2 separate regions of the Homo sapiens genome follow, and region 1 is linked to region 2. Evidence: read pairs that join two places in POLR2A ChIA-PET (ENCODE). Cell type or tissue: MCF 10A. All regions are shown on one strand.

Region 1 (4,000 bases), 180 kb after region 2:
GGCCAACAGATTGAGTGGGAAGCTCTGGGTTCAACTAGAAATGTTAATTGAAACAAACACAGAATCATTGTTGATTATGGTTTGGCTTAAGCCAAAAAGGTTAAGGAAGCTCATCTCTCCACTAAGAACCAAACAATGCACATAGCTACATTGTCCAGTATGTTTAAAGTCTCCATCTTTGTAGAGATAACAACTTTTTACATTAAAGTATTTGACCTCTTGCCACCAACTGACATTCAGAATTTATCCTAGGTAGGAATTCATTACATTTTGCAGATTCTACGACTTGAAAAAGTTCTTAGCTTGTCTCACGCTTGCAATCCCAGCGCTTTGAGAGGCCAAGGCAGGCGGATCACTAGAGGTCAGGAATTGAGATCAGCCTGGCCAAAATGGTGAAACCCTGTCTCCACTAAAAATAGAAAAACTAGCTGGGCATGGTGGCAGGCACCTGTAATCCCAACTACTCAGGAGGCTGAGGCAGGAGAATCGCTTGAACCCGGGAGGCGGAGGTTGCTGTGAGCCGAGATCACGCCACTGTACTCCAGCCTGGGTGACAGAGTGAGACTCTGCGTCAAAAAATAAATCTTAAAAAAAAAGGAAGAAAAATTTCTTAAAAGACATTTAGTCATTTTGATAATATAAAGCTTGTAAAACATGTAGCGCATAGTAAGAGCACAATAATGTGAGTTATTGACCTCTTTTCTTTTTCCTTTACTCATTGTAATTATCAAGTCCTCTTTAAATATTAGGTTTATTTTTAATGACCTCAAAATTCCTTTTTTGTCAAAAAGGTAGTTGTTAATAACTTTAAAATGCGATTCCAGCTTTAGTTCCACTAAGTTATGGGAATGGTCTCCAAATCATATATTGTATTAGGAACACGCTGTATTCAGAAATAATTGCGCCATTCTTAGTCACTGGGATGACTGTTTCTTCGTACAAAGGAAACCAGTCAAGACCACCTTGGGGTTAGTTGTACTGGTCATCATTAGCCAAGAAATGTTCAGCGCTGGATTTACAGATGCCAATGACATATAGCTTTATTTACTTATTTTATTTTTGAGACAGGATCTCACTCTGTCACACAGGCTGCAGTAGGTGGCGCAATGATGGCTCACTGCAGCCTCAATTACCTGGGCTCAAGTAATGCTCCCACCTCAGCCTCCTGAATACCTCGGACTACAGGTGAACACCACAGTACCAAGCTTATTTTTACATTTTGTTTAGGTCTCACTAGGTTGCCCAAACTGGTCTTGAACTCCCGAAATCAAGTGATCCTCTTGCCTTAGCCTCCCAAGGTGCTGGGATTACAGGCGTGAGCCACCACGCCTGCCAGCTTTATTAACTAACTCTGTTTAATAACTACTGAGCCATTCTATACACCCAACACTGATGAGGCCAAAAGAACCCCAACTACCCCACTGACACATCATGTAACTGCAGTCAATTTGTCTTCTTCTTGGAGTCTGAACTTCCAAATAACCATCAAATCCATCTAAGTCTACAATTCTGGTTCCATTCTTCTAAAATAATTCCTATTTTCAAAAAGTTCCACCATTCTACCCCTCCCCCATGTTCTCATCAGAGATACAGAGACCCTACAATACATCCTCTCGACACTGTCTTCAGTTCTAATGTGTGTTCCCAATCTCGTGGTCACTCTGCAGAGCTAGAACTGAGGAGCAGGATCATCTTAAGTGCTGGGAGATCTTTGGGGAGTATGCAAAATGTAGTCAATAGACCCTATGCCACAGAATCACCCGGGTCTTCATAGAAATCATTGAATAGATTCCTGGGGTTTTTCCCAATATGTATATTAAGAATCTAGTAGAAGGGGGAGCTTAGGATCTATATTTTTAACAAACTTTCCAAGTGATTCTTAAGCATATTAAAGTTTGAGAACTATTAGCCCAAACCCTATGTATATTTGTCTCAAAACCAATGGGGAAACAGAAAGGGTAGGGGGTGAGGGAAGCATAATATTATATTTTAAAATAAAATAAAAATCCGATTTCTTAGCGCCAATCTTCCTCAAGTTAAACTCCTCAATTAGCACAATTGTCCCACCTGTGGAATTTGACTCCGTCAAGTTTAATTCACCCTTCTCCTTCCTTGTAATTTTCTGTTGAGTTTCTCCTGAAAGGTTTTTTTTGTGTTCACTTAGCTTGCCCCTCATATCACTTCTAAACCTATATTATGTTTGAAAAATGCTTCAAAATAACTTATTTCTGAGCCCTTCTCTCACCGTACTTCAATTCCTACTCTCCCTTCTTCTGTGCCTAGATGGAAAATGGAAAGCTCACAAATTATTGCCTTATAAAGAACTAAATTGCTATGCTCAGTCTTAGCTGAGATAAGCTAGGTTCAACCAATCTTAGTAGCCCCGTAACATAGCAATTTTGGAAACAGGTTATCTCTTGTCCCCAAAAGTAGGCTCTTTCTCTGACCTTGAGGTTGTTCTAGATAACACTTCACAATAACGAAGTATCCAAACCTAAAATGTGATTATAACATCATCTGACTCAAGAGACCAGCCTTTGTAACAAGCCTTCAAGTTGTGTTGTATTTTTGTTTTGTTTTCTGTGCAGCCACCAGATAGTGAAATTTGGTCAATATAAGAAAGAACTAAATACTCTGATTTTATTTAACCTTCAAGAGGTCAAGAAACCAACTACATATAAGAGGATTCCTCCCACCGCATTGGAGGTATCACCTTCTCTGATGGCTAACTAAATAGACTGCATATTAATTTACAAGCTAATCCTAGAGATTTTATAATCTTCTGATTATTACAGTCTCTAAATACCCATAACCTGACAAAATAAATCAGTAACATTTAGAATCCCATGTCGCCAAGGGATCTGCCGAGATTTCATCTTAGGCAATCTAAATTGGGAAAGAATGTTCTATGGATCATTTTTCCAGGGATAACTTAAAGGAAAAGACATATTTGGCTAAATGTATTTATCACTACAACTTTATAATGTTAACTAGGAGGCTTTGGGTCAAAGACTACAATGAAAACGATTTTCTGAAAAATGTAGCCCATAGTTAAAAAAATAAAACCTCAGAGAAAGTTAAAAGAATGTCTTCCCATTAAGTAAAAATAGCTGAAGTATCATTCAGGACTTTTTAATCACATTTATTCACCATCATGTCCTCAGAATAGTCCTACAGAATAGTTGAAAACACAAAGATGCTGATCAATTGATATTTCTAGTACACGCCAAACAAGAACATGATGATTTTCTTGAATCAGGTTCCAACTAAGAAGACGAGAAAATTTCAACACGAAGGTGAAAATTCCAGGCATCTTACCTTCATAACCTCTGGAGCACAGATTGTCTGTGGTTCCATAGATCTTCCACCTGCTCCATAAACCCGATCCCTTGTAGAGCATAATATTCTTTTCTTGTCTGTTGCCGTAGTTAAAAAATAAATCTTCTCCTTTGATCCCCAAAAGTGTGTCATTTTTGCACTCCCATTTCTGAAATTCACTTTTTGAGTCACAGGCATAGAGAGTGATAGCAACCCAGTCCGTTTTTGATGGCACTCCCAGGCATAATTTAAATGCAACACTCATAATCTGAGATTCGGACACCCATCGGAATTTCTGTGATTCGGCATCCTGGTTGCAAGCTGCGGTTTGGACGGCACTGGGACTCACTGCATCCACGCAGCGCTTGTGATCTTCATTATAGATTAAAAATTGCCTGGTGTCTGTTTAAAAAGAAAGAAGCAGGAAAAGAAGAAGAAAGCAAGCATGGCTAAGTGGATTCATGTAACAAGGACGATCTTTTAGGTCAAAAGTTTCCAACTCTTCCATTTCCCTAAAGACTTAAGATTGCAGGAAAAGAGGTACTGATGACTGTGCCTGGGCCAGCTCTCTTCGAGGATCCCTGAAGCTGGAAGGAGAACCTGGACTGAGGGCCTGCCAAGGTACCAGCCCTCAGCTGGATGTTCTCAAAATGTCCTAGTTCACTGTGAGGAGTCTCATGCA
Region 2 (4,000 bases):
ATATGGTCTAAAAAGGGGGGGGAATGAATAATCCAACCCTTGTTTAGCATATCATGAAGAAATAACCATGAAAATGGGCAACCAGCAGCAATGGGGTTGCTCTGTCTATGGAGTAGCCATTCTTTTATCCTTTTACTTTCTTAATAAACTTGTTTTTTCTTTGCACTGTGGACTCTCTCTGAATTCTTTCTTGCACAAGATCCAAGAACCCTCTCTTGGGGTCTGGATTAGGACTCCTTTCCTATAACAGTTACCATGAGGAGTTAGGGGTGCTGCTGCATGGTGAGGAGAGAAGGAACACAGCTACAAATTCAGATTTCTTGGAGCATCTCTTGGTGCTTCTTGATGCCTGGTAACAATGGTCACCAGGCAACTAGAGGATACACAGCCTAACAAGGACAAAGCAGTGAACATTCAGATCCTTCATTGAAGACCTAAGTTGCCCCTCCCAGGGTTGGGTTGATGTAGATCAACCCAAGTGCTGCCTGGAGCTAAGGAGGATCAGGATTGGATGCTGGAGAGCAGAGATGAAGAATATCAACTATGGCCTCAGGGCCAGCAGGGTTTGGAGCTTCTTCCACTTATTGTTTTCTATGAAGTCTTTGTGGTATTTTGGCTGGCTACCACCACGAAGGGACTTGGGGAGAGATGGGTGTTAAGAGGAAAGGAGGGCATTTGAGGAGTGGAAGGGGCCAACCGTTAATGGACATCACACGTGTGCTATTTCAGATGCACTCAGCCCCATCTCTGACCCCAGTCACTGCTGCAGAGACCCATTCCAAGGAGGTGTTGATTGGTTTTGCAGAGTCTTGCCTCTGGTTCACACTGCATTCCTCTTTCTCCTGCCCTGGGCTTCTTTGATGTGATGGCTTGAGCCCCTTTCCAGGAATGCTCTTAGTACTCAGGTGTGTATAACCTGGAAGTGGAGATGGGGAGATAATGCTGGCAGGGCCAGTGTTGAACACAGGGACAAGAGCCTGTAGATAAAGCCTCTTCCTTTCCCAGGTAAACTATTCTGAGGCATATTTCTTGAGCCTCATCAGAAGGTCCTGTGTGATGGTGTTCCCATAGTCCTGGTCAACTTAATAAAAACACAGATGGTATTGACCTTTCTTCCTTCTCTGTTTCAGTTTGCCGGTCCTTCACTTCTGCTCCCTGGGATCACCTCCAAAATGACTTGCTTTCACCCTGTCCTTTGTCTTCCCAGCTGCTTTGAAGGAAACCCAGTCTAGGACACTGATCTTCATAACAGAGCATTAATTTCCTCTGGCCACCCAGAGAGGCATTCATTCTTAACTTCCTTTAGCCATGCTTCAGTGCAATTTGGAGTTAGTATACTTGAATAAGCCAATTCTACTTTGGAGAATTAAGTTTGGCACTTTTCCCCAGAAAGGACTTTCTTCTTTGCTGACCTCATTGCTAATGGCCTCATTTATGTCTCTAGTTCTTCTTCTTTTGGGAGTTTGAAATAACACACCCAATTTCTTTAAAACAAACAAACAAAGATCTAGCTAGTCTTTTCACATTAACCTTGTTCAGAAGGTACCTGGTCAATATCCAGGATTTAGCAATTAACTAGTATATTCCATCTAGTGTTCCCCTTTACCCCTTAGTTGCTGCATTTATTTTCTTTACTGTTTCAGAGTCTTTGCAACCTTGTTTTCTTCCCTTTAAATGACCGACTATTTTCTTTGGCATGGCCCCAGAGAAAACCAACAGTTAAACTTATTGCTATGTGAAAGAGCTGCGTTTGTTTAGAAGTTGCTCAGAAGGCCGTGAGAGCAAGCGACCTGGATGATAGGAAGTAGCCCCGGGAAACTCACAAGTATTTTTTTTTTTCCTGTCTTTCTGCCAGGATGCTGGTTTTTCCTCGGCTAATAGCCATTTGCAATAGGGTCAAGATTTATGCCAGCTGGAATCTCACAGGATATCAGTCACATTGCTTTCTTCTAAGCAATTGCTTATGCTTACAAGAAAAGGAGCAGGAACATTGAAAGGAAAATGACATACTTAGCTTAGGGTTCTGCATGACAAATGGCTCTTGATAACCTTCCCCCGTCAATTCTGGGAGAGTAGACAAAAGCAAAGAAAACAAATTGACTACAGACATCGACATTCATCCTACTTGAAGAGAGAACCAGTCTGTGTGAAAAACAGAGTAAACTTCAAAAGAATCCAGCAATTGCCCTGAACTGACCCATAAAGAGAAATTAGAAATCGAAAGTTGAAAATTAGGAAGCTCAAGAGTGAATCTGAGGACTGATGTGCTCCACACATTACCTTCAAGACTGTTTAGTTTAAACAAAGTATAGCTCATTTCATTAAATGGTGAGTGACTGTGGTTTCAAAGTCACAACAAAGCTGGAAATACAGATTTCTCAAGTTGAAAGAATCGCAGGATTCCATAACATTGACCTCAGGTTGGGGGATAGGTTCAGAAAAAGGGGTAAAATTTGCTCCACTTTATTTTTTTAAGTTCCGGGGTACATATGCAGGTTTGTTAAATAGGTAAACGTGTGTCACAGTGGTTTGCTGCACCTATCAACCCATCACCTAGGTATCAATCCTAGCATGCATTAGCTCTTTACCTTAATGCTCTCCCCACCCCCACCCTCCCCCGACAGGCCCCAGTGTGTGTTGTTCCCGTCCCTATGTCCATGTGTTCTTATCGCTCAGCTCCCACTTATAAGTGAGAACATGCTGTGTTTGGTTTTCTGTTCATGCATTAGTTTGCTGGGGATAATGGCTTCTAGCCTCATCTATGTCCCTGCAAAGGACACGATCCCATTCCTTCTTATGGCAGCGTATTATTCCACGGTGCATATGTATCACGTTTTCTTTACCCGGTCTGTCACTGATGGGCACTTGGGTTGATTCCATGTCTTTGCTATTGTGTATAGTGCTGCATGTATCTTTATAATAGAATGATTCATATTCCTTTGAATATATACACAGCAATGGGATTGCTGGGTCAAAATTTGCTCCACTTTCACTTTACTATCAAAATTAGAATGTTCTCAGAGCATCACAGATAATATATAAGAACATTTCTAAATATGGAAGGACATTTGGTGTTTACCTCATCTGCATGCATCTCATAAGAATTAAGAAAAACATCCGGAAACTCAGGAGCCTTAGAGTGGGGTTTAAAAATGGCAGGGTTTACTCTGAGAATCCCCTTACTAAGACTTAACTTCAACAACGCACTGCTATTCTGGTTCTATTAGCACAGGTTTCTGCCTCCTGTATTTTTTTCCTCATGAAATATTTCTTTTACTTCCAGGACAATGGTTGGATTCTGCTTCATTAGTAGTCAATCTCAATGAATCTGTTCCACATATTACCTTCAAGGTTATTTACTTTTTCTTCTCCAGGACACAGGTAATAACATATCTGACTTTTACACAGCCTGATTTCAGCCTTAAGTACCTCTTTTGTTAATTAATTTTATTTTTATTTGCCATATTCCAACCCATGAGAAGGGATAATCAATATGATTTTACCTTAAGATATTTTTAAAGTTGTAAACAAGCCCAATAGAGAGTGACCTTCAAAAAGACTTTTATCTTAAGGAGACCAGAATTTAAGAAGCAAGACAATGTGAAATTTCCCAGGTTCAATTCCCTCATCAGGTTATACAGAAAGAAAACTAATGACTGAGTTATCATTAAGGTCAGCAAGGACCTCTATAGGAAACATACGTTGCAATTTTAGAAACCAAATACTATAAAAATCTTCTTTCTCATTTCATCAGCGCAATTGTCCTTTTGGCAATTCAAACTTCAAAGACGTAATCATTATTTAAAAAACACATTTGGTTAATTAAGTCAAACAGTGATTTAATTCAATGACAAATTCAGTTGAATTATTTTCCATTGTATAAATAAAATAGCTGGCTATTTAACAGAACTTTCGCATTGTATAAATAAAATAGCTGGCTGATTGACAGAACTTTTCATTTTCAACTGGAAATACAGGCATCATATATAGGTACAAAGCT

What was found. Peaks named below come from ENCODE experiments on the same cell type or tissue, not always from the same donor. Only the 100,000 strongest peaks of a DNase experiment are listed, where the experiment ranks them.
Region 1: POLR2A ChIA-PET joins it to region 2 with 5 read pairs; 2 of 35 experiments call an interaction of 5 or more read pairs at or near these places.

Annotation. Positions count from the first base shown.
Region 1 is chr10:17,822,794-17,826,793 of GRCh38, reverse strand. It overlaps MRC1 (mannose receptor C-type 1), which reads right to left. Exons shown (of 30, transcript NM_002438.4): 2 at 3,319-3,720. Among named protein-coding and RNA genes, the nearest start is that of MRC1, 15 kb to the right of the region's middle. In MCF 10A, no CTCF peak of the experiment used is centred here; no DNase peak of the experiment used is centred here.
Region 2 is chr10:18,003,692-18,007,691 of GRCh38, reverse strand. The region is part of intron 12 of SLC39A12 (solute carrier family 39 member 12); the gene reads right to left. It overlaps SLC39A12-AS1 (SLC39A12 antisense RNA 1), which reads left to right. Exons shown (of 5, transcript NR_038419.1): 4 at 3,284-3,381. Among named protein-coding and RNA genes, the nearest start is that of SLC39A12-AS1, 4.9 kb to the left of the region's middle. In MCF 10A, no CTCF peak of the experiment used is centred here; a DNase peak (open chromatin) is centred at 1,751.